6 separate regions of the Homo sapiens genome follow, and all the other regions are linked to region 1. Evidence: chromatin loops called from intact Hi-C (ENCODE). Cell type or tissue: PC-9. All regions are shown on one strand. Region 1 has its middle 59 kb from the start of LINC03041. Region 2 holds the start of LOC124902124 (a long non-coding RNA gene). Region 3 overlaps BNC2 (basonuclin zinc finger protein 2). Region 4 overlaps LINC03041 (long intergenic non-protein coding RNA 3041). Region 5 overlaps BNC2 (basonuclin zinc finger protein 2). Region 6 overlaps BNC2 (basonuclin zinc finger protein 2).

Region 1 (5,000 bases):
TTAGCTGTGATTGTGCCACTGCACTCCAGCCTGGGTGATGGAGTGAAATCCTGTCTCTTTAAAAAAAAAAAAAAAAAAGGAATTTTGAAGAGAGAGTTCACCTTCAGCTGAGATGACTGATTGGGGGTGTCTGGGTTGGGCTTTGAAAGACAGGAGGCTGAATGTGTTAAAGAGGTGTACAGAGAAGGCAGGCAGGTGTGCTGAGCGTGGGGTAATGCCTCTGTAGCACTGCAGGACCAGTGGCCTCTCAGAGACTCCAGACAGGACTGCATACCATCTGCGGCCCTCTGAAGCCCCAGGTGTGAGCCTTCACTACAGGCAGTCTGAGCTCTGGTTCCAGCTCTGCTGCAAGGTGGACCCTGATCTGGGGCCACAGGTGGAGATTTTGGACATACCTGGCAGCCGGCCCCACCAGGTTTATCCTGTCTCTATTCCGTTTGGCTCCAGAGCCAGCACATGCACAGACGCACGTGCATGTGTACCATTGTGTGCGCACACACACTACAGGCGGTACTCATTCTAGCTACCAAGGTCTGTGGAGAAAAGCAAAGCCCAGCACAAGCAAATATGTTTTACATCCCAAGCCCTCACTGGGCCAAACAAGGCGGCCAAAGATGGGGAAGAAAAGAGCCTGGGCACATCCTACCCACCCAAGAAAGCTTTGGCTGAGAATGCTGGCACGACTCCCATCTGGCAGCCAAACTGGACCTCTCGCCCAAACAGATGAGAATCACAGTTCCTCGTGCCCACTCAATGACTGTCTTCCCCCAAAGAGGATGCCACTGCAATCTCAGGAGCACGTGAAACCACAGGGCTCATTAGCCTGGAGCTACATCATGTCCTGCCATGGTCATCTCGTTCCTTCATCTGTCTACCCTGTGGCAGGAAGCCACTTCCCTTAATAAGAATGAAATCTATAGTCTTCCAAATCAGCCCCAGGACGGAAAGTCTCCTGACGTGGAGGGGCAGCTGATCAGATGGCCGTGCTCTCCCTGAGAGAGGCCTTCTCTTGAGTTTGCTGCCTTTGCATCCCCTTCCCACCAGCCTGACCCTAGGGAAGTATCGTTCTCCCATCTACTCTGGTCCAGGCCTAAACAAAAATACCTGGATTATCTGGAATGACCCTGGTGCACACTCTGGGTTACCTGGACAATGATCTTGCTGGAACCAAAGGCCCCAAATTTCCCTAGGGTTTGTCGGGGAGTAGGGGAAGGTAGTCTGTAGCCGAGTTCTCCTGCCCATGGGACTGAGTGTCCTCCCTCTGCAGGAAGACTGCGGCACCACATAGGTCCCAAGGCTCCAGGGGCTGGAAGCTGGTGTTCCCAGACAACTCTGGTAAATGCCAGCCTGTCTTACACTAAGTGGTCTAATGACTTCCCCCTCTGACAAGATCTCTCTCTTGCTCACCCTATAAGGAGGGGGATCCTATCCCCCTGTGGGGATGAAAACCCTCACAAAATCAGCACACCTCTGCACGGACGCAGTGGAGAATGGCTGGCACCTTGTCATTTCCGCTTCTCCCATAGAGCCGGTCCTTAGCCAATGCACTGTAGCATCTGTCTTTACCCCAAGACATGTGTCAATGGAACACAGGACTTTAGTCATCAGATAACAGAAGATCAAACACTCAGCACAGGTGAGTGGCCGGCATGGGACAGAGAGTGATGGGATGGGGCATGTTTATAACTACGGTTATTTGGTCCTGCATCGTGACTAGAGATCATGGGTTTCTCTTTGTTTGAATCTATCCTCAAGCATTGCAGGGGGTGGATATGCAGTGATGTCATAATGTCACCTTAATAAATGTGTGAAATGCAGTTGTTTCCTCTACACTAGCAGCCCCTCTCAATGCAGTCTAAGCATGTACGATACAGAATGATGGAGGGCTAGAGCTAAATGGGGCACCAGGGGAAGACTTAAAGGTGCTCCTTGTCCTTAAGGAGCTGATATTCTGGATGGAGAGTCAGATACATAATTAGCCAACCAGATTACAATGGATTAAGTGCCCAGATCAAGTCATGTGTCATATGTTTTGGGCTCCCAGAAAATGACCACTTCATTCCACCTGGGGAAGGGGACAAAGAAGATTTCTCACTTTACAGATGAGGAAACTGTTTAGTCTGTATTAGTCTGTTTTCATACTGCTGTAAAAAACTGCCCAAGACTGGGTAATTTATAAAGGAAAGAGGTTTAATTGACTCACAGTTCAGCATGGCTGGTGAGGCCTCAGGAAACTTACAATCATGGCAGAAAGTGAAGGGGAAGCAAGGCACCTTCTTCACAAGGTGGCAGGAAGGAGAAGTGCCAAGTGAAGGGGAAAAAGCCCATTATACAGCCATCAGGTCTTGTGAGAATTCTCTCACTATCATGAGAACAGCATGGGGGAAACAGCCCCCATGATTCAATTACCTCCACTTGGTCTCTCCCTTTACACTTGGAAATTACAGGGATTATAATTCAAGATGAGAGTTGGATGGGGACACAAAGCCTAACCATGTCAATGGTCAAGGTGATAAGATTTGCTTAAGGTCAGTGGTAAAACCCAAGAGAGACCCCAGGACTCCAGACACTGAGCTTGTGCTCTGTCTGTCTCTCCAGGGTTTGGGTTGTCCAGGGGGTTGCCTCCACTCTTGGATAAACCTAATGCTCGGCATCCCAGGAGAAGATGCTCCTGGTCCCTAGGCTGAATCTCTGGAATGGGACGGGAAAACAAATGCCCTCCCCGTACTGGGATACCTGGGCAGTGTGGCAGGAGTCAGGAAGGAGGGCAAGGAGGCCACCTGGTCTGGTCCCCTGGCTGACAGGAAGTGATGCCTCCTGGGCTCATTCAGCAGCTGTTGCTTGCTTGGCATGGTTTAGACAAACAGGCAGATGTCCTCAGAGTGACCTCCCTGACTCAGAGAGTTTGGGAACTGAGGTATTCACTCCCTGGGGTTGGGGGTGCTGGCCAAGGACAGGGCATGAGCTGCTGACTCATTCTCACTGCCTCTCCGTTCTGATACTTGAAAAGTTGGGAAAGAATTGGGAAATGAAGAAGCTATCTGAAAAGGGTGAGTTACAGGACCGCAAAATAACATGTTCTCCTTCCTCCAAGCCATCTGCTCCTTGTCCCTTCTAAGATGCCAACAGATCTTGGAGGGTTTCATGCATTCAGGACACAGTGGTCCTTACAAGGTCTCCGGATGGCTGAGCAGACAGAACGGGGAGAGAGATGATTCTATGAGATGCCAGAGAGAGACACGGTCAGGTGGAAAGGCTGTCTCAAATATTTTCATGGTGACCTAAGAATAAACCAGTAAGGAGGGAATAATAGCAGAAAACAAAAGGAAACCAATATTATTGAATAATAGAGCTTGAAGGACATTAAATATCACATGGGCTCACCCTGTCTCCAGGACTGGCTTCAGGGACATGTGACCCATTCAGTCACACAGGTCCCCACACTTGGGAGAACCTACTCTTCATTTAAAGCTCTCCTGTCGCCATCTTGAAATTCAGAATTTATTTTTAACAAGAGGCCCGTATATTTATTGTACACTGGGCCCTGCAAATTATATAGCCAGCCCTGCGCATGGCCTTACAGATTAAAAAAAAAAAAAAAAAAAAAAAAAAAAAAAAAAAAAGCCCAGAAAGGGAAAATGGCTGCTCAGGATCACACTGGTCCTTTGCTCTAGAACCAGGGTGAGAACTCTCAGTTCTGTTGAGAGTCTACATTGAGTGTAACTCTACTGGCAGTGTCTGTTTAGGGCAAGAATTCCTGATTCTGGCCTTGCCTGCTCCAGGTAGGCCACTGCAAGGGCTGTATGGACCACAGCAGCCCACGTGTCCAAAATGGAAAGCATGCCTTCTTTCCCTGATCATCTCCCCCTTCTCCTTTGGCCAACCTTGTCTATATAAATGCAATACCATCCTGTCATCTCAAACTAGGGACTCATGATTGGACTCCACAGTTGTTAACGGGCTTGATCTTGGACTCCCAGCCCTGGGTAACTTTGAGCAAAGTTCCTTCATCTTGCTAAGCCTCTATTCTCTAATATAGGAAGTATAAATAATAATGCCATGAAGCCTCTGGGGTTATTGGAAAGATTAAGTGAGACGATGCAAAACAAACATTTAGCATGGCATCTAACCCATAGCTAGTGCTCAATAAAGTGTTGTGTTTATTTAACTTTATTCTACAGCTCCCCTTGTCCTGGCCTAAGACTGTGACTGGATAAATCCCTGCCTTTGTCCTTGAAGCTGCTCTCTGATACCCTACTATTCAGACTATGGAGCAGCAGGATCAGCCTCACTTGGCAACTCATTAGAAGTGCAGAATCCCAGGCCCCAACCCAACCCTGCTGAATCAGAAACTGCACTTTCACCAGATTCCCAGGTGACTCATATGGGCATTAAGGTTTGTGACACACTGTGATTTCTAGTACACACAGTTGGCCTTTCTTTCTCTGCCCTGGGGATATGAGTAACTTCCTAATTCCAGCCATAATCATTCTTATAAAGGTAGAACCCGAGCCTACCATGACGGGTTTGACCAAAGTCTAAGTCCCTTCCTGAAGGCTTACGATATGGCTAACGTGAACCTGGTGAAGAGTGCCATTAGTGTGAAAGGTGTATGGAAAGGTGAATGAGCAAGAATCAGGAAACCTGTCAGAGACTACTGCAATGATCCAACCAAGACGTGAAGGGCCTGAACTAGGCCTGGGGCCAAGAAAACAGGGAGAAGGGGGTGAGTTATGGAGTTTTATCCAATACAGAATTCAGCAGATTGAACTACCAGGTAGAGTTACAGGGGATACAGGAGATGGAGTAAAGACAGCTCTGAGATTCCTTTGAAATAACAGGATCATATTGCATGTATATAGACAAGGTTGGCCAGATGGTGGAGAAGGGGGAAATGATCAGAGACAGAAGCCATGCTTCCTTTTGTGGGTATGTGTGCTGGCAAGAAAAGACTTTCAGGAAGAAGGGTGGGCTTCCTCTGGCATTTACTTCACAGTGAG
Region 2 (5,000 bases), 69 kb before region 1:
GCACTTAACCAGAGTCGGGAGCCTCAGTTTCTAATGCTAGACTCATTACTAACGATGTCACTTTGGGCAAATCATTCTATTTCTCTGGCTTCATTAGTGACCTCAGTGGGAGCAGCTTTAGCAGAAAAACTGACATCATAATTGCCAAATCCATAGGCTAATTTTCATTCCTCATCCTCCTTGACAACTCCGCCGCATTTGGCACTCTTGACTGCTCTTTTCCTTCTCGAGACCATCTCTGCTCTTGGCTTCTGGGACCCAGCCTCTGTGAATTCTTCTCCCCACTCTCTCCCAGCCCTTCGCACTCTCTTTCTCTATCCCCCATAATCCCCCAACCCAGCACCGCCTGTCCATTGCCTGGCAGTGTTCCCCAAAGCTGTCTCTTTGCCCCTCTTCTCCTCACACATCTGTCTCATATGTAATCCTGTCCACTCCCATGGATCCAGCCACCATCACTTTGCCGGTAACTGCCATATCTCTTTTTCAGAACTCTCCCTACCTCTTTCCCGAATGCAGACGGGCCTTTCCAGTGGCCCAGAAGATGCCCCGTCTACATTGCACATTGAGCACTTCAAACTCAGTCTGCCCTTGACCGAGCTCATCGTCTCTGGCATGTGTCCTACTCAGCCCTTAAACCTGAATCCTTGGGGTGGGCCGATTCTGCCGTCTACATTTCAGTCAGTTTCAGGAGCTACACTGTCTTTCAGGCTTCACTCTCCCTAACAAGATGTTGCTGCCAAGTCTACCTGAGAGCTGTTCCTCACCTCTTCATGCCACTGGCTGCTGTAGTTCAGGGACTCAGGGGCTGTCACCTGGACCTATGAAACAGTACCAGAAAGAGTTAAGAATGGGTTCAGCTGATGTAACAGAAAGCTGAACTTGCCGTGGCTTAACCACATAGAGTCTGATTTTTTCCTCACACAATAAGAAATCCAGATGTAGGAGATCCAGAGCCAATATGGCAGCCCCACAATGCCTCCAGAGACCCCGCATGCCTCCTATCTTTCCAATCAGCCTCTCTTGCCGTATGGCTATCCTCAGTTTGCTTGTCACCTCATGGTGGCAAAATGGTTGCGCTTCTTTCAAATCCACATTCCAGGTTAGAAGAAAGCGAAGGGCAAGGGGAAAAAAGCAGCTTGCCTCCTGAATCTGACCCCTTTCAAAGGGCTCTCCTGGGAGCTCCGCCCAGGGAAATGTCACTTGACATTTCATTGGCCAGAACTGTGTTGTCTGACCTCTCCCTCTGCAAGGAAGGTTGGGAATGGTAGTGGGGATTTTCTTTCTTTTGTTTTCTTTCGCATGCAGCACACATTGCCTCTCTGAATAAAACTGAGGTTCTGTCAGGAAGGAAGAAAATGAGAACTGATACTGAATAAGCAGATAACTGTGTCTGCAACAGCCTGGTCTTGGTCCCCCAGCCATCAAACTCTTCCCCTACTTCTGTACCCTCCATGTCCCTAAAAAGGGATTGGACCATATCGTTCCCCTATTCTAACTCTCTGTGTTGATTCCTTGTTGGCTACAGAATAAAGAACAAACACCACAGCCCACACAACCTGGGTCCCATCTTCTTTTCTATGCTCTCCTCTTGCCATCACCCTCTCCCCTGAGAACACAAAATAGGTCCCACAGAAATCTCCACGGTTTCCTCTGCCCACAATGCTGTGCCTTTCCACACGCTAGTGCCCTATTGCCTTTCCCATCGGTGGCCATTTATTCAGCCCTCATTGCTGGGGAGGGAAGAGGCATCTATCAACTCGGATTTCTTCCTTAACCCTTAGGAGACAGACCTTCCTCACACTTCTGAGTCCTCCCCATTCCCTGTGGGCTCCACTCCATGGGACAAGGTGCTCAGCTTGAGAAGACAGAGCCCAGCCTTAAGTGAGTCATGTTTCCTAGAGAGTGGGGTCACTGAGTTGAAAGAGAACACAATTCCCCAAGCATGGTGTATTCCACTTCTGGCTCTCTCAGAGAAGCCCTGGATCATCCCCATTACTATTATTTCACAGCTGCTCCCTTGAGTAAAGTGCCCTTGAGTGGGACATCCGTCATCTAGGGCAGCAGCCTGTCTTGACCAGTTCACGCCACTTCCGTAATTCGTCCATGCAGTTGCTTCAGGAAGTTGGCTCAGAATCTTCTCAAAAGACTTGGAAGTCTGTCTTGTCTCTCTGTGGACAGCCTGAGCATAGGGTCCCAGCACTGCCCTCATGGAAGTTAGGGTCCCCAGGCCTAAGGCATGGATGTGAATTTTTACCAGAGCTTTGCACTGTGGTATAAGCCTTTGCCAGTCATCTAATGAAATCAGTGTTGAGTTTTTCATACAGCTAGGGATTCTTGTGTGGAGACAGTGGTGTGCTGATCAGTGTTTAACAACTGGTTCCGGGGGCAGGGGTAGCTGTAGAAGAAGAGCTCTGGCTTGTAGAGTTTGCCAATTTCTGTGGTGTAAATACTCCCACCATGGCTAAATTCAAGCTACCAATGCGATAGAACTGAAAATGCAGTAGGAAAGAGTTAGGCATGACTGGCTCGCTGGGCCAGTTTGACCTGGCTCCAGTGCAATAGCAGGAGACCCCACCAGGGGAAAAGGATGTGGATTCAAGTCTAAGCACCAAAGCCATACCCAGAACTCTGTGACCACCTCCTTAGCAACATCTTCTCTAAACCTACCTCCATCCTTCAAATGGATCCTTCTTTCCCCTGCGATTACCCAACTCTGTGATGATTCTTCTCCCACAGCAGTGTTTTAAAAAATCTTCTTTTGGGCGAACGAGTTCACTTTTCCTCAGTATATATGCCATCAATCATTGATGCCACAAACAGGCAGTGAAAGCCTTTCGTGAGCAATGCCCTATTGAATCCTGAGGAAGCCGCCACACCTTGGGTCACCACTAGGAGTCACTCTTTAGCACTGGGAATAGACAGACTCAATAGCGCTTAGCACATAGTAGGGCTAAATGCCCATGTGTCGAACGCATGGAGGAACTACCAAATGTGGGTTAGATGCCCCCTCTTGGGGGTCCCATAAACCTTTGTAGCATCATGTGGTAGGGTGTCTTGTGAGTAGGTATGATGTGCCCTATCTCTAGGTCATTCACCTTAGTATTCGGAAACCTAGTACAGTGCCCAACACGAAGGAGCTACTCAGTAGACATCTGCAGAATGAGTGATGGAGGAGAACATGCAGTACTTTAAAATATTCCCTAAGGAGGTTTAGTTTCATTTCTTTTTTTCACTTTCTTCTTTTGTTACTATTACTATTTTCCCACAAAATTCCTGCTTTCAACATGATGATACCCAAAGAAAAAGAGAGAGAGAAAAGAGTTCAATGAATTGCAGCTTCCAGCTGGTTATTATTATTATTTAAATTTTGGCTGTATCTTTGTGGGCAACTGAAGCCTATGATTTAAGCTATCTCTAGCTGAGCAAGGGGCTGTGCCCGCCCAACCACTCGTATTTCCAGAATGCACTTTGCTGTGTCAATACACATTACTTGTCACATTGCCATGAGTCTGAGAAGTTTGATCTCTGCTCTTAGATTGTTGTCATGTGTCAAATCATACAGCCCAGGGGGAATGACTACATTGCGCAGGAAAAACAGACATCGAGCCGTGGTCAGACCACCTCAAAGATAAACACTGCTGTGTGGACCAGAAGAAGAAAGGTCGAAAAACAATCTGAAGCCTCAGACACTGTAAGGCTTTTTCACTTTCATTTTCTTGCCACTCTGAGGCTTCCATTTTATCAGCGTGTGCAAATATACATTTTTCTTCCAACTGACCTTCCAACAGCTTGTGCCACAATACGGGACTAGCTTGAGTAAGTGGCCCTGTCATTGGTTAAATGGGGTGGTATCTACGATACCCTCAACTGGAAGCTGAGTCTACAAGCCCCCACCCACTGTCCCCTGCAAGATGAAAGCTCAGGAAAGATGTAAAAAATATAACTAAACTCAGGGAAGAAAAGTCCACTTCAGGGAGTATGAGCTACCCAAGCAGAAAGGCTGAAATCACTGTTTGCTGCTGCTGCTGCTGGTGGGTTTTCTATTTTTTGAAGTCGGCTAAAAACAAACAAACAAATGAGTACTAGTTGTTCTCATTAAAAAAGGAAAGGGCAGAAGTCATCTCCCTGTTTAAAGACGCCCACACACTTGAAATAGTTTCCTAGAAAGGCAGATAGAATTTAACTGGGTGTAGCTTAGCACACTCGCAGAGCATTTTTACACCTCCCAAATCCTCAATGGCTGATCCCGTGGTATGACAGCAGCATGCCACATTCATTGCACCAGACAAGGATTAGGGAGTAAAATTTGTCATGTATGTAAATTGTAATCACAGTGGATGGTTGTATGTGCTCATTTAGGCATTTTAACAGAGTGTGATGCTATCCTCTCCGCAGGACTAATAAGCATTAGCCATAATGAGGTCAGTCAGTCAGGCATTATCAGGGGATTTAATTGGGACATGGGTCTCTGCTGAAGTGAAAATTAATAACTTTTGTCAATGTTCTGGTGAAATGTTCTGTCTTATCAAACTATGAGGGTCAATTAGAAAGCATTATGTAATAAAGTCCCCAGCAGCAGAACTCAAATTGAGTTATACCACAGTCATTATTCCAGGGCGAATGCATTTGAAAATGGAAAACCAGAGTGCCATATGGAGGATTTGGGTCAGATTTACAAGCATTGCATGTTAAGGCTTCCACAAGAAGGAAACAATTAAACGTAATACCGAAATAAATCAGCGCGCCGAGTGGGCTGTGCAGGGCCAGGAGCCTGGGGCGGGTCGTGGCCCTGGAGTTGTGACACTGCAAAATGGCAGTGTCAGGAGCCTTCCATGGGCTGCATCAGGCAGCGCCAGCCTGCAAATCGCTCAGAGTGCTTAAAATCTGGGGCACACCTGGAAGGCTCGGGCCTGCACACTGACTCATATAAATAACTCTTTATTGTGTAGCTATTAAGACGAGAGATTGCTTTTATTAAAGTGCAAGTTATTGTGGCACAG
Region 3 (5,000 bases), 170 kb after region 1:
ACTCTAATTCATGCCCTCACAATCCATCTAACTTTTTTTTTACTCATTTTTGTTTCCCTAAGAATTTTTTTTTCTAAATCAAAAATACAAAATACATGGGCCCAAAGGCAGTGAGGAAAGGGGAGAGGACATTCATGTTTCAGTCAACATCAGGAAATACAGTCACTCGTTGAGAACTAGGTCTCTAATCATATGGTGATAGGACAAATTCAAGAAATAGGAAAATGGGGTCAAGCAGTCTCTCAAAAAAATCTGATTAATGATAATCTGGAAGAGTGGACCTAAATAAGGCATATCTCAACTTTTTACTATCACTGATATCCACAGACATGACAATGTTTACTCAAGTTTTTCTTTGTCACCAGAATGTTATAAATATATATGGATATACAAACTACAAATCAATAACACCTTTATAAATACCTTAAGGACCATTATTTAGCAATTATGTGGGCCTCTTCATGTGCCAACACAATACACTTTTCAACATGCCAATAAACCCATTAAACATATTTATGGTGATAGTTATTAAGTTCAAGAGGTTTTATCCAGGAATTATAGTTCAGTAAGAAAAATAACCTTGTAGTGAATCAGAAAACATACTTATTCTAGTCAAGAAATGAATATACTCTGATCTTATAAACATACCCAGCACCTACAGGCAAGTCGGAATCCATATGGCAAATTTAAGCAAAAACACATCACCTGCACCTACTAGATGTCATCTTAGCAACAGCACCCATTTATCTAAGTCATAGTTTCCTCATCTGCGAAATAAGGATTATTTTCCTACACTGTATGTGAAAATGCTTATAAAGATAAGTAATCATGTTCCAAAAAAAGTAGTTAGTCATACCATTTACTGAGAATCAAACTTCTTAAAGTTTGGAATAATACATGTATTCCAGAATGAATACATGTATTAATACATGTATTCCAGAATGAATACATGTATTAATACATGTATTCCAGAATCCAAGTCCACATATTCTGAAATAATTGTCTTCCTCTCTCACAATTATATCTATTCCAAATGATACAAGATGCTTCATGAACCTCTGTGACATACTGACTCCCAAAATAGACTGGTTAATAACTTTGCTTTTTCCCTGAATTCAGATTAAAATGTAAACTCTTAAATAAAGTAGACCCTGAAAGCTGCAAGAAAGATACAGACCCTCCAAATACTGGAGATCAGTCAAGATTTGATAAATTCCATTATCTCTAGATCTTCTGTAAAAAACTAGAAATAAATAAATAAAAATTTCAATACTAAAAATGTGTTCTCATCCTGCGCTAACAAATTAGAACTGTGGAACCAGCCAGGCACAGTAGGACATGCCTATAGTCCCAGCTACTGAGGAAGCTGAGGCGGCAGGATCACTTGAGGCCAGCTGTTCGAGGTTGCAGTGTGCCATGACCGCACCTGTGAACAGCCACTCCACTCCAGCATGGGCAACACAGCAAGACCTCATCTCTTAAAAAACAAAAAACCCCACAAAACTGTGGGACCATGTAATGGTTACAAGAAGCTCAAATTCTAGGTAACATTATTTTAAACAGTGTCATCTTTGGAATTTCTTTATCATGTAGTAGGTAAAAGAGAAGACTATGAAGTCAACTGTCCAGGTTTGAAACACAACTATCTGCCACTCACAACGTAAGTTGAGGCAATACTGCTAACTTTTCTGAGCCTTGTTTCCCTCATCTGTAAAATGGAAAGAACAGAACCTATCTTCTGGGAAGATAAATGAGATAAAATGTATAAATGAGATAAAATGTATAAAAGAGATGCAGCACAGAACTCAGAAATAATTATAACTGTCAAGTCAGTGCTATCCTGCCTGAGTAGCAAATCACATCCCACACCATGCCACTGCAATTTTCCAGTAACAGTCACCACTGCTTGGGGCCCAGTACTGACATTTTTTGCTCTAATCTTTGTTTATAGAAGGAGTAAATAATCGAAACAAAGAACATTCCAGTATGCAGTGCTGATGGTTACACGATAAGGCAGGGCCAGGCACCAACACTAAGACTGGCTATCTATGAAGGTGAAAACACATAACTTTGATAATGAAGCTGTCTCCTGATTTATAGAAGCTAGGCTGTCTTAACTCTTGGGATTCAGAGCCAACCAAGGTCTGGAGAAAACTCTGCCTGGAGGGAGAGAGCCAAATATGCAGCCAGGATTTAAAGAGAGAAGATTTTAAGCTTGAAACACTAAAGCTGTTCTAAAAGAAAATAGTGCTTTAAGTTTACAGAGAAAACTTTTTAAAAGAGAATCAGAAAGATTCTGAGTCCTTATCAGTAACAGTTAAAGACAAAAAAAAATCATATATAGTTCCCTCTCCTAAATTCATCCATTAATCACAGTGCTAAGAACTTCAATCAGGTGATTTGAATTTCATGTTAGCATTCGTAATAATATTAACACCCCAAGCAGAACAAGTCAGTTTCTGAAGCTGTAAGGCCAGAGTCTCATTTTAGCACATTTGTAGGACAGTCACAGGTACACAAAGTCGCATTAACCACATTTACAATCTCTTTCAAAAATTCTGGAGTACAGCAACCAGAAACACTTCCTCAAATAAAAAGCATAATTGTAGCTTTCTGGAAGCTCTTTTCACTTTTAGTCCAAAGACTTAGTAAGAAGTGGACTCTGAAAAGCCAGTTGACGAAACTGGCACAGACACTGGGCCATGAAAGCTTTTAAAAATCTATCGCAAACTTTTCCCATTAAAACTTGGATGGAAATTGTAGAAAAGTTTTTACCTTTTTAATGGTCAAGTGTAGGTTAAAAAAAATACTGAGTTCCACAAACTTTTTACAGGCATAACAAGTTTTTAGAAAAGTCACAAAAATACTTATGTGAGAGTAGACGAAGGCCACCCACTCGGCTCTGGATGAGACCTCAAAAGACCTTCAGGAAGACAACCATTATTTGTCAAGGAAAGTCCTGGATATAACTAGCTTCTTTCCTGTGACTCTTCTTAATCCCACGCTTAAGTGAAATTATCTGCTGTTTCCTAAATAGGTCTCATGATTTTCTGACCCTGTGTCATCTGGCAAGTTGAAATTTTATCTACCCTTACTGGATCAGATAAAGTACACTTCTCTCTCTCTCTCTCCTCTTTTTTTTTTTTTTTTTTTTTTTTTTTTTTTGACGGAATCTCACCTTGTCGCCCAGGCTTGGAATGCAATGGTGCAATCTCAGCTCACTGCAACCTCCACCTCCTTGCTTCAAACGATTCTCCTGCCTCAGCCTCCCGAGTAGCTGGGATTACAGTCACCCGCCACCACACCCAGCTAATTTTTGTATTTTTAGTTGAGACGGGGTTTCACCATGTTGGCCAGGCTGTTTGTTTGGTTTTTTTTGTTTGTTTGTTTGTTTGGAGTTTTGCTCTTGTCACCCAGGCTGGAGTGCAGTGGTGCAATCTGGGCTCACTGCCTCCTCTGCCTCCTGGGTTCAAGTGATGCTCCTGCCTCAGCCTCCCGAGTAGCTAGGATTACAGGCACATGCCACCACACTCGGCTAATTTTTGTATTTTTAGTAAGAGACAAGGTTTCACACCACATTGACCAGGCTGGTCTTGAACTCCTGACCTCAGTGATCTGCCCACCTCAGCCTCCCAAAGGGCTGGGATTACAGGCATGAGCCACCAAGCCCAGCCTACACTTCTCTATAAGGCCCGCCTGACCTTCTGGAATAAAAGGAACCTTTCCTACTTTCAAAAACTTCTACAGCACTTTATATCTAGACATCTCATATTGTACATAGTATTTTCTACCAAACAGTGCAGTTATTAATAGAGAAATCTCATCTTTCTCCCTTGTCTACAAGCCTTTTGAGGGCAGTGTGTCCATTTGCTTTTTTTTTTTTTTTTTTTTTTTTTGAGACGGAGTCTCGTTCTGTCGCCCATACCGGAGTGTGGAGTGCAGTGGCTTGATCTTGGCTCAGCCTACGCCTCCTGGGTTCAAACGATTCTCCTGCCTCAGCCTCCCAAGTAGCTGAGGCTACAGGCGCATGCCCCCACACCTAGCTCATTTTTTTCCTTTGGTTTTTTGAGACGAAGTCTCACTCTGTTGCCCAAGCTGGAGTGCAGTGACACAATTTCAGCTTACTGCAACCTCCACCTCCCGGGTTCAAGCGATTCTCCTGCCTCAGCCTCCTGAGTAGCTGGGACTACAGGCACGCACCACCATGCCTGGCTAATTTTTGTATTTTTAGTAGAGACAGGGTTTCATTATGTTGGCCAGGTTGGTCTTGAACTCCTGACCTTGTGATCCGCCTGCCTTGGCTTCCCAAAGTGCTGGGATTACAGGTGCGAGCCACCGCGCCTGGCCTATTTCCTTCTTCTACGCTTCCATTCAACAACTTGCTCATATAGTAGGTCCATAATAAACACTTAGTAATAAATAAATGAACCTTAATTACACATAGCACTAGTACAAACCCAAATATAATTGAGAATATTCTCCCACTTGCTTAAAGCGGCCAAACTATTGAGAACATTCCAAAATAGAGTTAAATGGAACAGTACATAACAATCGTTCATTATTATAATACTTCACTACCAATGAGAATGCAAATTACAGAAAATTTTAGTCATTGAGTATTGATGACCTATCAAGCATTTTACTAGGCACAGAGTATAAGAAGATAAGCAAGAAATACTTTCTCTGCCACAAGGAATTTGAAGTCTAGTGAGAGAGATAAAACAGGTAACAACAGCATATAAAGTTTAAGTACTGCAACAAAGGTCCGCATTGCTTCTTTGTCCATAATTCAACACACTAACAAATTTTAAGATTCTGCTATAAACCCTAAAAGGAGACTTACTTATTCTGCTCCATAGGTCCTCAGGACTTCTGGTCAAAGACATCTTGGACTTGATCATCGCGGACATTTCCAACACATCAGTCAACTCTTAAACAGGTTTTGGTATGTAGAATTCTTGCCACATACTTGGGTAGACTGTATCACCAACATCTTGCAA
Region 4 (5,000 bases), 94 kb before region 1:
TGGTTCTCAGACATTTAGAAGGGAGACAGGAAGTTTTGTAGTATTTATCCCGGGAGTTTAGAATTTAGTCTGAAGATACCTCCAATTGTGCTTTCTCCTGCTCCCTCCCGTACAGCCACTTCTTATCTTACCCCTTACTCCAGAGCCTGCTCAAAGCCCAGAGTCTACACTATCCCTTTCTAGCCCCCTGGAACCCCCGACAGCATGTCTGTGCTGGCTTCCCAGCTCTTCCCTCCCAGTGCAGATATGCACTGCCTCAGCCCTTTTGGTCCAAGCGTCTCCTGAGCCTGGTGTCTCCTGCAGCACTAAATGTCTCATGGCCCTTTCTTTCTTTAACCGCATTAAGTACTCACAGCCCAGCACCATGCTAAACTATATCTATGAACCAGCTCCTTCCATCCTGGCCCTGGGCTCACCCTCACCCCCAGCCAGGGCCCAGGGCCCTCAGTGTTGCCCTGACAGAACAGGGGCCCCTGTCGGCTGTGTAATAACCCTAAACCTGTTCATCATCCTCCCTCCTCCTCCCCGCAACCCTCACTTGAAGTAACCTCCTTGCTTCTCCTGCCAACAAGTGCCATGCCCTGTGCTATTTTTGCTGTTAAAAGAGGGACCAGTCCCTATAACATTTTTTATGAAGGAAATGACTACATCATGAGGCTCAGGGTAAGAGGCAGAAAACAAGGGCCCTGGAGAAAGGGCATTCTGGAGAGGGTCCACAGAAGCCAGTCTCACACAGTGCAGGCAGGAAGCCCCCATCCCTGAATACCCAAAAGGCCCTGAGAAACTCACCCAGGGGCAGGGAGCAGAGGCGTTCTTGAGGGGCAGAGTTAAATGCATGGATTTAGCCATCAGACTGACCTGATTTATGTCCCCACTCTGCCACCACATAGCTGTGTGACCTGAGGCAAGTCACTTAGCATCTCTTAGCCTCAGTTACCTCATCTGTGAATAGGAAGTATAGTTTTAACAGCTAACCTCTCCTAGGCTTCTATGAGAATGCAGTGAGATAAGCCATGAAAAGTAGTATCAGTCTGTCCTGTCAGGAAACAGAAACCACCCTGGGTATTTCAACAAAGGAAGTTTAATACAAGTGATTGGGTATGAATGTTTTGGAAGGGCTGCTGGAGCAAAACCAGGAAGGCAGTGTTGTTTAGAGATAGGTACCTACAGGAAGACCCTGCCCTCTGGGACAGGAGACCATAGGGAGGTGGGGTTGCCCATAGCTCACGAGCTCTGCCCCATGGGGCTGCTATGGTGCCTCTGCTTCCTCTACTCTTGTTACCTTGGCTGCCATGATGAGAAAGCAAGGACCTGGGCCTTTGTGGTCATTGCACGGGCCCAGGAGCTCAACAAACCCCAGGGCATTGTCACTTACCAGCTATGTTAGGGGCCCCATGGTCACCTGCTGTTGTTTGCTGCTGCTGCTGCTGCTGCTGCTGCTGCGCAGCCACCAGCACAAGACACTGGATTAGTTAAAATATCAAAATAATGACTTTTTGCTCCCATTTCCCAGTATTCTGTGAGTGCTTCCTATTGACAGAATGGAACCGAACCTGGCAAGGACGTCTGGGAGATGTAGTTTTCAGGCTTCCCAGCCCTGGATACAGAAGAGGAAATCACTAACACAAACAGCACAACTCCTGGCAAATAGTAAGTGCTTGATTATTTTAACCCTCGTCATCATCATTGTTATTATTTGTAGCATACCTTGGTTTTTTACTTCCTGCAACTGACAAGTAGTGGGGTCTCAATCAAGTTATTTCACCTCTTCACGCTTCCATTTCTTTAAAGAGAATGGATGAGTGCCGGGGCCACACACAACAAATAATTTTCTTCTTTCCCTCATTTATCCAATCAACAAACATTGCTAAGTACCCTGAATCAGCCAGGCATGGAGCAGGCAACCATGGATATAAGATCAGCAAGATCAGGTTTGTGCTAAAGGTCACTGTCTCTAGTGAAATGAAAATATGTGCTTCTTAGTCATCGTGAGTTCACCCTGCTAGTTAGAAGCAAAACAAATGGACTCCCAGTCCAGTGCTGTTTCCTGTATATTTTATTACTTCTCTAATTTTTCTAGCAAAGCCCATGTTTCTAGCAAAACATTTCTCCTTCTGTTTCTGGGTGTGCACATAACCAATAGTCCCTTTCTCCAATAAGTTCCATTACTCACTGCCCATCATCCACCCACCCCCGCCCTGCTGTCACCTGGGCCCCCATATCAACTTGTCAATGATGTAGCAGGGAGATGAGCCGCAGAGTGGGTCAGCAGCCTGGGGCCCTGGTCAGCACCTGCAGAGCAATCAGGGTAATAAGGAATGTAAAAATATGAATGCTCTGGGTCTCCATGATTTCCCTGTTTGCCCAATCCGTCACTCTGCTACCCATGGATTTCCCACTATTACTCATGACCCTAATGTGGAGTGGGAGACCCTGTGTATTCCATCTCTTATTCCTGCTCACTCCAAACGCATTTCAAATATTGCCGTGGAAACGTCAATTCCCCAAGCCAAGAAGACCCCCGTTTCCCAGAAGCTACTTCTACGAACTCTAGAATATAGATGAGCCTGGCCCAATCACGCGCTGCATCTGGGCCCAGCGGATTTGTAGCACACCTGCATTGGAGGTAAATCGATTGGCGCTTCTTAATCCTGGCTACTACCAGGCAGGTTCTCTCCTACTCATTGAAGCTTAGTAGCAACATGCCCTTCACTGTAAAGAGAATTTTTTGTCCTCTCACTTGGGACTAAAGGTCAAAGTTTAAATCTATATTTAATGCCATTTTCTGAAAACTGGATTTGTGATTCCCTTTATGTTGGTATTACATATCTTAAGGGATTTCAGGGGGAGAAATCTGGGAAGCCCAGTTTCTGAGAATGACCTTTACTTTAAATGTGTAAATAGGATGGAGCTTGTGTTTCTGGTTTTTAAACCTTCTAATTGTGCTTCCAAAGACAGCGCTGGAAAGCGTAGGCTGTGGTGAGTGGTTACACAGAAGCCACTTTGAAAAGGAAAGACTTTGATTTTTGTCTTATACAGATGAAAGGCCGGAGGCCATAAGGGCTCATGCTTTTCTGGCCTGCTAGGGACAGTTTCTTTTGAAGCTTTGTACCTCCAGCTAGAGTGATCCCACATTAGAATATGCAAATAGTACGGCCTTTAAGTGTCTCGGAAAAGGGAAAGTTCAAATTTACTTAATTCTATTTTTCCTCTGAATTTTATAAAACATTATTGAAGTGGCATCAGAATATCATTCAGAATGTCAGTTTTAGAATATTTCAAATATTTACCTAAAGGTTTTTTAACAGCAGCTTTTACAGTCTGAATGTGGCACTAAAAGCAGATATAAAATCGACTTTTTGTATACTTCATAAGCTCACACTTGCATATTTAGAAGGTAGGGATAAGGGTCTCTCAGTTTGCCAAGTGTCTCTAGCCAGGATTAATGGATGGATGGCTAGATAGACAGAGAGGATAGGATAGATTAGATAAAGAGAGATGAATAACTGTAATAATAAATAAATATGCCATGATAAACTTATTTTTTAGAAAACAGATCGACCCTCATATTATCACATAATCCCCAGCTCTCAGACTCCTAAAATTTGGCATCTGCTATTTTGAAACAAGATGTGACTTGTCCTCCCTGGCTATATGGAAAAGACGGGTGTCTATAAAATTTTTTTTTTTATTACTCAACATCATTATAAAATCGGGCTCTGGGAAATTTGCTGAGTCCTACCAGATTGTTCTGCCCTCACACCTCCCTGCCACTCCCACAGCAAAGGCACGGCCCCCTCCACTGCCAGCCACTGTCTGGACGCTGACTCTGCAAAGGGTCCATTGATGAGAACTGTGAGGACATCACAGCCCAGGCTCAATTCAAAAGTGGCAGGACCAGATCACAATCCCCAGCCTTTCCAACCCAAAACCCACATCCTCCCGCTTTATTCCACTCGGTTGCAAAGTGAAGCTCACTGGGCCTTCAACTTGGGGGGAAGAAAAAGACTTCTTTATGAAGCGAGCCATTTCTTGTAGCATTTAATTTTTTTACCCTCATTCGCACGTGTCTATCAGATACCTCCTCCATCAGAAAGCAAACTCCCAGAAACAGGTTGTGGTAGACTTGGGCTGGTGTTTGCAGCCACTCTAATGACCAGATCAGGTCTCTGTGTGGTAAGCACTGAGCTGGCCAGATGGACCAAAGCTGTAACATGCCTTGGGCACATTTGTTCACAGTTTATAGCCACAGTGAACTTCAGTTTTTAGAGAGGCATCTAAGTACCCTCTTTATGATTGCCCCAAGCTTTCCTCTCCCTCCTGTGGTCATATAGGCCTTAACTGCCACCCTCCCACCTGCAACTTCCAGCCCCTAAACACCCGCTAGGGAGGAATACAGCCCTTCTCCTGCCTGTGTCCCTCCACTGATTTCCTGGTTGGTGTTTGTTTCCTCGTTCTTGCAAACTGGGCTCCTCCCACTGTCTTCCCACCTTTGTTCCCTTGCCCCTGAATAGCTGTCACTGAAACCACTGTTGACCCTTGCCTTTCCAGAATGCCTCCCCTCCTCCCCCTGCATCCTTTATTTAATGGTGGCTGCCTTAGGCGAAGCTGATTAATCTCACCTCCTCCACGGCCACGCCTTCTTCCCTGGGGCTCTGTGCTACCTCTGCACTTTGTTTCTAGGTGACCTCCTCTATTCCATCACTTTTAACTGAGGCGGACTCAAGGAATGTCTTTCTCTCTCTCTCTACACCACACACACACACACACACACACACACACACACACACACACAACCCAAACATACTCTCTTCCCTCTATTCACCACCATCTCTCTCCCAGCTTCTCCTTCTTTTAAGGAAAGTTGCCACCATGTCAAACTGCAATCAAGTTTTATTGTCTTTGCCGGAGGCCATTTTCTTTCTCATTCCCAACTCCTAATCTTCAAGCCTAAGGTACTCATATGATTTGTCATATTGAGACCCTCTTTTCCTTAGGAT
Region 5 (5,000 bases), 370 kb after region 1:
GCACAGAGCAATATTCTCCGGAAAAATCACATTTTAAAATGTACAACTAAAAAACAAATCACTAAAAAAACTATCATCATGTTACTAGACCAAATAGAACAAAAAGAAATAATTATTGAAGTGGGTATTCTCTAGAATATAAGAAAAAAATATCTAATGAATTCACCTAAAATTTGAAGTGCCCAGCCCATAAACACAGCTTGATTTTCCTATGGAGCTGATCGCTTATTGGTGTAAGACTTCCTATAAATAATGTCAATATATATGTTTAAGAAGAACAAGCCATCATACAAACACCATTAGTCAGATTAAACTCAGGGGTCTATCTTGACAAAATCATTGTTTTATAAGATATATATAACATGTACTTAAAACTCTATAAATAGGGCACACGGGTCCACTCATAGTTTACTTTTCTGTGCTATATTCTTGAGTTGAATTTTTGTTACATGACTTTCTGACTGATAATGTATCAATGGAAAAGTAACTTAGCAGCTCTCCAAGTTTTTTCTTATAACTATTTGGCAGTTATTAAAATGTGCACACACTCACACACACATACAAGTATATATGTATTATTAAGGAAAAGAAAAATAACATCTGAACAGGAACATGAAAACAAAGAAAGAATTAAGGTTTGAAATTGAAGAGAAATGCAGTCCAAAAGTAAAATTCAAACTATTATTAATATATCCTTTCTTAGGTCATCTTAGGATAATACATATTTCTCCTATACATTGGGGGAAAAAATCAGACACATGAATATTTTATAAAGGCACACTGCATTATCAGAAAGCTGTTCCACACATCCACACTTTAATCTGTTATAAATTAACTTGAGTCAGTTCAAATGTTATATGTAATGCACACGATTACAACTGAAGTCAAATCATACACACCCTCAGTAACTGTAAGCCTAAAACAACTCCAACAGTGAATGAGACGGCTAGAGTTTTCCCTAAGGAAGGATAGGGGTTGGGGGCAATCTGCAAAATGGATATAACTGAGACAAATGCAAAGACTGAAAATATCCTAAAAACCTGAAGATGCTCGTGTGGTTTCACAACAAAGTCCCTTTATAAGATCCACAGCCCAAATGACTGCATCTTTCAACTGCTCCATTTCCAGAACTCCTGATTTTAAATCACACTGAAAACCTTTGGCTGCAATTGAATTAGCATGGTTGGATTTAGCCCTTCTAAATGCCAAAAAGGAAAAAAAAAAAAAAAGTACCATTCTAAAGTTTGTTTTGTTTTAAACTCGGATCTTCTGCATTCCAAAATTGTATCCCTCTGACTAATATAAACCGTTATTACAGAGAAATGGTTTTTTTTTTTAAAAAAAAAAAAAAAAGCCAGTGAAAAAGAATGAGGGAGTAGTAATGGTAACATACAGTACCATGAGCTGCAGCGGCCTCCCAGCCAGTGGTGCAAGGTTAACAGATCAGTCCTGGCCTTCGGGCAGACAGCAGAACACAGCCTTGGGGAAGGGGGGACAGGGACGGAGGCCAGGGGAGGGGGCCCGCTCTCAGGCAGTTTACACAAGAAGGCAGCTCAGCTCCTTTCTGGCGCACTCCTCCTCTCTATCTCCCAACCTCTTTGCGTGTGTCTTGTCATATTTTCTTCAGCTGTTAATTGTCCAGACTCCAAGACTTTAAACAGCCACAGTTTAGGAAAAAGCGAAACCCTTCTAAGTGACCATCACAGCAAATCAGCTTCATGCTAGTGGGTAAAATTTTCCAAGGGAAGTGTTCTTCTGATAGTTCCTGAGTCTCTAAGTCACCCCCACCCCCACCCCCACCGGCCGCCACACACACTCCCCTGGAGGGCTAAATGCACTGTGGCAATAAAACATTCATGCGACTTGGAATTTTAACACAATGCCATTTCCCTAGTTTAACCTGAAAGGAATGCACTAGTCACAACAGACTACATCATCCTGCCATTAAACCCTGCCAAGGAACCGCTTTTTTGGCCGCGCTGGGCCAGCTTTGACGGGAAAGGAGTACACAGACCCACACACTGAGCACAGAGGGGCCACCTCTGCTTCCTCAGCCTTATCCAGCAACACCCTGCTCTTGAACATGACCCCTGACCCCTTGCATTGTGACCAGCTTGTGAGGCATGTGTCACCCTGGAATTTCTGCAGAGCCACACACTGCGCAGGCCATTTGCTGCTCCCTCTCAACAGGCTCTTGGGCAGACGCCAAAGGTTCTTTCTTATTATTACTGCTACTATTGAAAGTCTTCTGTTTAAATGTAGGGATGCTTTTTCCTCGAGTTGTATGATAGTGTGGCTTGGGTTTTTTTTTCCCTCCTTTGTTTGTTTTGGACTTTTTAAAAAACAAACTTTACATTTGCATTGATAATTATGTTATTATTAATGACAAAATGATTCAGTATGGGGACTACTTATCAAAGGTGCCAGTTCTTTCACATTTAAGTGACATTCAATTTAGATTTACAAAACACCCAGAAACAATTCCTATTTCTCCAGAGAAGTTGAGAGAAAAATTCAAAGGGATTGAATCCTAAAACACCTACACTTAACCATTTTTATTTACATGCTATTATTACAAAACAAACAAGCAACAATATTAGATCAAAAAACTGGATTTACTGACTTATTGCTTGTGCAGAGAGTTCTGCCTTCCAAGCAACATAACTGACAAGCAACTATTTTAAAAAGTATGTATACCAAATGAAAAATTAAAATCATACTAAATGTTTACAAATGTTTTTATAATTTTAAAATTGTTCTCATGTAGCCCTTTATAACCAATCACAACAGTACTAATTTTTGCAAGTTAACAGAGGTCATAGTTTTGCACCCCAAAATACCCCTTTCTTCTTCTACCACTGATTCTCCTACCACTGAAGGATGTCTTCCAGATTGTCTTTTTCTGATCATTCATCTTATTAACTATCTTCATATGATGCACATTCACTTTCAATCTTGTCCAATTGTTTTATTATTCCTCTTCTCTACTGTAGTCATAGGCAATTCTAAAAAGCACAAAGTCCCCTCTTTTTGCCCTGACCTTGAGCTACAGCCAGGTGAGCTGTGATTATCCCTACAGAAGGCAGAAGGTGTTCCAGCTTTAATCTCCTGGAGTGAGGCCATGTCCCCTTTCAGTAACAAATGAAGAACATCTTACTTCATCTAAGAGAATACCCTAAAATACAAAATGATGATCTCAAAGCAGGTTAACATGCACATATAAAATAAAACCAAATTGTCTTCTTTAGAGTAATTTTTGTCTCCTTAGTAGCTGGAATTAGTCTTAAGCCCTAGTTAAAAGACTTTTTTCTTTTTCTTTCCTTTAAACAGACATTATCATGCCTTGAAAAGTCATTCTAATCCCTTCACCTTAGCCAAGCCATGCTAATTCATGAGAGGACAGCAATTAATTTTTAAAAAAAAGGAATTATACTTGACTGGGGGGAGGGGAGAATCAATCCAACTCAGAAGCAAAGGTTACCAAAACCTATGTGAAACACTTCCATTTCAAATTGCAAATGCTGAAATCAAATTGTCAGTTTAATCTATATAAAATACAGCAAGAAGGCTGGGCGCGGAGGCTCACGCCTGTAATCCCAGCACTTTGGGAGGCCGAGACGGGCGGATCACGAGGTCAGGAGATCGAGACCATCCTGGCTAACACGGTGAAACCCCGTCTCTACTAAAAATACAAAAAATTAGCCGGGCGTGATGGTGGGCGCCTGTAGTCCCAGCTAATCGGGAGGCTGAGGCAGGAGAATGGTGTGAATCCGGGAGGCGGAGCTTGCAGTGAGCTGAGATCGCGCCACTGCACTCCAGCCTGGGCAACAGAGCAAGACTCCGCCCCCCCGCCAAAAAAAAACAACAGCAATAGACATTTGATTTTTTTCAAGTAATCTGATTTATTATCAATGTGCATATTCAAATTCCAATTTTGATGTTACTAGTGTGAAGTTACTAGAGTAAAACCCAGTAAAATTGAAGGAAGAATCAAGTGATGCCGTGAGATTAAAATTACAGAGGTTAATTTCTATTTTAGTCCAAACAGATACACTTTTCTTCTTATATCAAGTTAATCAACACAGTGACACCAAAGTATCTTGGACCAATATTCAAAGGATGAACCGGGGCCTATGAAAAGAGGTCTGTGAAGTTGCACCTGCAGTACATGTAACCCTCTCCATGGTAATATATCTCCTCTGAAGACCTCTGGAACTCTGGGATACATCACTAAAAGAAGGATAAGCAATCTCATTTTAGTTCTAAACAAGTTGCCAAGTAATTATTACTATTATTATTATTTTTGAGATGGAGTCTCACTCTGTTGCCCGGGCTGGAGTGCAGTGGCACGGTTTCAGTTCACTGCAACCTCCACCTCCCAGGTTCAAGCAATTCTCCTGCCTCAGCCTCCTGAGTAGCTGGGACTACAAGCATGTGCTACCACACCCGGCTAATTTTTACATTTTTAGGAGAGACACGGTTTCACTATGTTGGCCAGGCTAGTCTGGAATCCCTGACCTCAGGTGCTCTGCCCACCTTAGCCTCCCAAAGTGCTAGGATTACAGGTGTGAGCCACCACGCCGGGCCAAAGTAATTTTATAATCTAAGTATTCACTACTATGGTATAGCGATGCATCACATATTAGGAAATCAGAGCATGCTACAAATACCACGATGAAAACTATTTTCTATGAAATTGTACCAGTACAAATAAGTGGAATCAGAACAATACAGAACCTGCTGAAGAAAAAATGTCGTATCAGTAAGTTCACTGAAATTCAAAAAGGTGCCCAGAGTTTTGTAGAAATGTTAATTTATTTTGGTGGGTACAATGTGAGTAGATCAAATCTGTGATAACCAGCCGTGATTTCCATTTTCCTTGAGCCAAAAGAAAACTTTACTGTGTTAAATGGCATTTAGAAATAAGAGTTTTAAAGTTCTGTAAGCTACGTTTTAATTTCTAGAAAGCAAAATAGGTGAAAGTTTTCTCATGAACTTCT
Region 6 (5,000 bases), 86 kb after region 1:
CCCAGACAAGCTGCTGAACATAAGAGATCCTGAAACTTCAGCCCCTAGGCTGCCAGGGAGGGCAGGGGCCTCGGCCTTGTGTGCCGACTCCCCACTGTCACTCGCCCCGTCAATGTCATCGAGAAGAATCCCCTCATCGCTGCCTGCGTCGGATTCTCTGGAGGAATGGATACTGCTGCTGGACTGGAGGCTGGAGGTGGTGCTCAAGTCAAGGACCATGTAGTCCTCTGCCATGCCTCTCCCATACCCGTTCAGGTGGGAGTCTTCAGTCCCTGCGGGAGAGGAGGCGTCTTCCCTGACATCGAGCCCCATGGGGTGCTGGGCACCATATATCTTCACCAAAAATTCATCGCGGAGGTCCTTGCTAAGGGAGGGCTGCGACGAGTCCAGGCCCATGTCATCGAGTTCTTTGGTCAACAGTTTACGATGTAGGTTTATGTTGGCACTGTGTCTAGGAAAACAAGAGGGAAGGGGGGGTACGTGGATGGGGGGTGGGGAAAGGTGAGAAAAAGGAAAGCATTTTAAAATTGATTCAGCTTTCACTAGGTATCAAATAAGCACATTCACTTCTAATTACACCATTATAAAAGCAAGCATTCCCCTATATCCTCAGGATCTGGGAGTTAGTGGTGGTGGTGAGAGGTGCAATCAGGGGAACTTTCCATTAACATTATTTTTATAAGAGAGTTGACTCTGTCAATGGTAGGATGAATGCAAACCCGTGCACCTTTTTCTCAATGATTACTCTGTTAGTTTTACTATGTAGCAGCATCAGCTGCAGAGAATTTCATGGCAGAGATTTTAGAATATATATTAAATAGGATAAAAGAATAGAAACTTTCTGCTTGTCTAAATGGAATAGTCTAAATTTACCTAAAAACAAGAAAAAGTAAACATCTTTTCTATACAGCACACACTTTATTTTGAGGTATAGAAAAAATTCATTTTTTAAAAAAGTAGCCTAGATAATTTAGATATAACTTCAAAAAATAATGAAATCTTCCGTCTCTACCCTCCACATTTCAAGTTTTAAGGAAAAACAATAGCTTAACAGATTAAGCAATTTGAAATAGGGTTACAGACTGTCTTTTAACAACACGAATGCCTTTTCTCAGAATGATTTGGGAATCCCAGTTAAATCTAATAATAAAATACATTTACTTTTTAGAAGTATGTGCATTTTAGTGTCCAAAATATTTTCATCGAGTAGTTCTACTTTAAAATTTAATTCTTTAAGACAAAAACGGAAAAACAGAAACTTTTTAAAAAAATAAAACCCACCCACCTTTTTAAAAAAAATCACACTGAACAACAGAAAGAAAACTCAGAGGTACAAAAATTAAAACACAGTAAGTACAAAAAAATCAAGCACAACAATAACATAGGGTTCCTTTACTTTAACAACTGGAACCCATACTTCTTCGACAAGCAAAACTTTTATTCTACTCACTCAGTGCTTTGCTTGTATGTATGTATGTATATACATACACATATACATATTTTTTTACATATATATATATAAAGACAGGATTTGTCCCAGAGAATCCATAGGGACATCATGATTTACAAAGCCTGATATGTTATCATCTATCTGGAAACATTGTCTTTGTATTTATATCCCCCATTATTTTTAAAGTGCCCTTGGGCACATACCTCTCTCCACCTGCAAAGGCTCACATGTTCAACAGTACCTAAATTGAAGGTTACCCTTCCAAAAAATAAACTGACATATCTACAGATACATAAAAGCTTCTCAATACTGGTGGAAGCTCTACAGCTTGGAGAAGTAATTGTGATAAAAGAAATGACCTAAATGGCTGATATAAAGTTCAACAGACCTCCCGATTATACTTAAAAGTATGGAAGACCAAAATGTGTCATTCCATTTGGTGACAAACGTGGGTGATATTTCCTAGAGATGGTTGAGAGGTATGTGCCTCAGAGACAAGAAAGGTGGGGAAGACTTCTCCACCTTTCCACACAAGACAATATACAGCACTCTGGGTTTTAAGGGGCAGAGGGCAGCAGCCCTCTCCAACTGCACTTAGGAAGGCTGAGCTTACCTTGTGACAATAAGATCAGCTTTCTAATCTTTTGCTAAATCGATCACAAAAGAAAGCAAGAATAAGAGACAGAGAGAGAGAAAGAAAGAGAAAGAGAGAGAGAGAAAACAAATTCACATTCTAGACATCTGGTTTTGAAAAACTTAAACAATAAAATAGGGATTTAAAACGTTCTGATCACAAAATTATTTTCTGTCATAAGCGATCATCCCATACGCTGTCTTGATGATTTTCAGATCAGCTGTATAATCCAAAAATCATAAATCGAATTAACACAAACCAAATTCACAGCATCATCATCCACAAATGAGTTCTAAACAGATGCATGCAGTGTGTGGGTATGTGAATGATAAACAGAAGTTGTCCCCACGGTCCCTGCTCTGACACAGTAATTCCCCGTTTCCTTGGTGTCAGATGGCAGATGACTCCAAGTGCAGGTTGCTAAGCAAAGTGCAGGAAATGCCTACTGTGAGGTCTTTACTCTGACATGTGGGTACAACACCACCAGTTATTACAAGAATGTGGAAGTAGAGTTACGCTATGCGCTATTATTCTATTGATAAAACTATCTGCCAACTATGAGCAGCTCATGAAATCCTACCCGTTTATTATTTTTAACACCCTCCCCCTTTCTTAATTTCACGAGCACACATTTTGCGATGACTGTAATCTAGAACTCTGTTGCTTCTCACACATCTGCAGTTACCACTTCCTAGGTTCACTGCTGAGAAAACAGCAGCCAGACACACAGCAGTTGCATCAAGACACACTGAATAAGGAAGAATAAATTAACATTGAGAAAAGGACACACTGATCACCCAGATGGACACATCTTCCCTAAGATGACTTGTGAAATTACACATCTCCACCAATATGTTACCAGAAAGAGATTTTCTCTTCATTTCTCACTTACAGCAGTAGAAATCTGTAATCTAATTAGACGATGTACCAGCCCTCAATATCTGTCAACCAAACGATGTGCAGAAATGTGTAGACCAGCTCTGGCACTCTGTTCAACAGTGTCCCTTTTCCGCTGTCAGCAGTACTGTTGGCCTCTGCTAATATAATTACATTGACTTTTATTCAATTAAGTGCCATCCCTCACTTTAAAAAAAACAGCTACTTTATCAATTGATTCAGGTGTAATGCAATAATAAAGATGAACTCATGGCAGTGCATTAGCTCTGCTCTTCATAACTTCAGTACACGGGTTCATTCATGGTAGTCGATTTCCATTATGCAACCACAGTTCAAGAGAATTGATTCTTTTACGTTCAATTCCTAATCTATTTCATTTTTGTTTAATAATCCTCCTAAATGCCATATGCAAAACACTTGAAGTGGAGATGGGAAGGATGGACTGAGGAAAGTCTGCTGTTCACTCTCATGATAGTGGGCTTGAAGATTTTCTCACAAACTCACACAGTATTCCTAAGGTGGAAGGAAGGAAAGCACGAGAAGGAAAGCAGACTAAAATTCTTTAGAGGGTACCGATCCTACCCAAGAGGTTACGGTTCAGTCTCCAAAGAAGGGACAAAAGACAGCACTTGATTTTAACAAAGACCTATTGTTGGACTCTTGAATCAGTCAATCCAGACCATTAGCTGTCATAAAATACTGTCCTCATGAGACACAAAGACCTAGGGTTAATAGCAATTTGAGGACTATTACAAGTTTATCCGGATCAGCAAAACTGAAGAGGTGAAAAGAGAAGTTGGGAGAGACACAGAAAGAACTCTCACCTACTGATAATCAGATGTCGAGAGAAGACCCTAAAATGGCAGGAAGGCCAGAGAGTGCTGGAAACAGGAGGGGGACTCCCTGGCAGAGGAAGCCCTACTCAGTTGTATGTAACAATTGGAACAAAGAATCCAACAAGGAACCAATTTTGAGCTCTCCAGCGACAGAGATGGTTTTTCTAGAAACAGATTTAGTGTTCTGAATATTTATCTCTAGGAAAGAGGGAAGAATACTCAATAACAAATATCTAAGACTGTATTAGAACTTCTTACATTCTATAAGAACATGAACAGTAGAAAGGTTGTTTCTACTTGCTTTGATTTGGAAGGCAAGAAAGATATATGGAAGGAAGTTCCTCTTACAGAAAAAAAGTGACTGGAATGCAGAGAGAAAATGAGTTCATAGGTATAAGGGGTAAGGACTTGGTCTTAAGAAGTGCAGTGGTAATCATTAAGGCAGTGGTCCAAACCTTAGCCCCAGACGTTCACTTTCAAGAACATAACTAAATCTTACTCAATCTTATGTGTCCTGCACGTAAAGTAGAATACTTTGCACAGAGGAGGTACTTAAAAGTACATTGGTTTCCCTTCCATCAATAATATGCATGAGTCTTCAAAAAGTATTTCCCAAAATACACTGTAGAAGGGAAGAAAGCAATGATCCCAAGGTAGGACTCATGTAACAGAATATCCAAGGAAAGGTGGTGGCGACAAAACAAACGGTGATCCTGACGCTATTAATACCATAGTATGTTATAAGGGAATGCCACAAAATTAGGGCTTGAAAAAGCCCTGTAACTTGGGCTATGCTTGGAACTACAAATGCTTCCTTTAAACCTCTGTACTCTTTCTATACTGTGAATCTACCAAAAGCTTGTTAAAGACCAATATCACCCTTAAAAGCAAAAAGTTACAAAACCTTGGACTGAGGGGAGGGTGCTGCAGAACCAAACTTCCTTCTTCTTTGAAATGCTGAGTGGAAGTACTCTAACTGGACTAAAGTGGACTACCAGTCTTTTTCTGTTCCTTTGATGAAAACTTTACCATGCAACCACAGAAGACATGAAATCCATCAAACGTAGTCAAGTAAGTGCAAATGCCCTTTAGAGAGAAAGCAAGTCTTGCCTTGGACTTCTCTTTTCTCATCACATTAAGTTAGATTTAATGTGATGTCTGGCCCATAAAACTAAAAACAAAA

What was found. Hi-C counts contacts between places; a loop is a spot of excess contacts. Peaks named below come from ENCODE experiments on the same cell type or tissue, not always from the same donor. Only the 100,000 strongest peaks of a DNase experiment are listed, where the experiment ranks them.
Region 2: it touches region 1 in a loop (6-fold over the local background); 5 of 110 quality-filtered maps call a loop at or near these places.
Region 3: a loop joins it to region 1, with 6 times the contacts of the local background. A loop is called at or near these places in 6 of 110 quality-filtered maps.
Region 4: a loop joins it to region 1, with 4 times the contacts of the local background. A loop is called at or near these places in 4 of 110 quality-filtered maps.
Region 5: it touches region 1 in a loop (10-fold over the local background); 3 of 110 quality-filtered maps call a loop at or near these places.
Region 6: a loop joins it to region 1, with 10 times the contacts of the local background. A loop is called at or near these places in 5 of 110 quality-filtered maps.

The regions. Positions count from the first base shown.
Region 1 is chr9:16,333,139-16,338,138 of GRCh38, forward strand. No RefSeq gene overlaps it. Among named protein-coding and RNA genes, the nearest start is that of LINC03041, 59 kb to the left of the region's middle. In PC-9, no CTCF peak of the experiment used is centred here; DNase peaks (open chromatin) are centred at 2,913 and 4,503; H3K4me3 peaks cover 866 bases; H3K27ac peaks cover 3,147 bases.
Region 2 is chr9:16,263,940-16,268,939 of GRCh38, forward strand. The region is part of intron 1 of LINC03041 (long intergenic non-protein coding RNA 3041); the gene reads right to left. It overlaps LOC124902124 (a long non-coding RNA gene), which reads left to right and starts at 3,524. Exons shown (of 2, transcript XR_007061424.1): 1 at 3,524-3,691. In PC-9, CTCF peaks have their summits at 2,908 (motif pointing right) and 3,109; a DNase peak (open chromatin) is centred at 3,502; H3K4me3 peaks cover 1,046 bases; H3K27ac peaks cover 1,359 bases.
Region 3 is chr9:16,503,380-16,508,379 of GRCh38, forward strand. All of the region lies in intron 5 of BNC2 (basonuclin zinc finger protein 2), which reads right to left. Among named protein-coding and RNA genes, the nearest start is that of BNC2-AS1, 220 kb to the right of the region's middle. In PC-9, no CTCF peak of the experiment used is centred here; a DNase peak (open chromatin) is centred at 1,982; H3K27ac peaks cover 337 bases.
Region 4 is chr9:16,239,483-16,244,482 of GRCh38, forward strand. All of the region lies in intron 1 of LINC03041 (long intergenic non-protein coding RNA 3041), which reads right to left. Among named protein-coding and RNA genes, the nearest start is that of LINC03041, 34 kb to the right of the region's middle. RefSeq lists an enhancer at 4,358-4,859. In PC-9, no CTCF peak of the experiment used is centred here; no DNase peak of the experiment used is centred here.
Region 5 is chr9:16,703,355-16,708,354 of GRCh38, forward strand. All of the region lies in intron 3 of BNC2 (basonuclin zinc finger protein 2), which reads right to left. Among named protein-coding and RNA genes, the nearest start is that of BNC2-AS1, 21 kb to the right of the region's middle. RefSeq lists enhancers at 1,046-1,800, 3,208-3,708. In PC-9, no CTCF peak of the experiment used is centred here; a DNase peak (open chromatin) is centred at 1,987; H3K4me3 peaks cover 2,489 bases; H3K27ac peaks cover 3,507 bases.
Region 6 is chr9:16,419,199-16,424,198 of GRCh38, forward strand. It overlaps BNC2 (basonuclin zinc finger protein 2), which reads right to left. Exons shown (of 7, transcript NM_017637.6): 7 at 1-451. Among named protein-coding and RNA genes, the nearest start is that of LINC03041, 150 kb to the left of the region's middle. In PC-9, no CTCF peak of the experiment used is centred here; no DNase peak of the experiment used is centred here.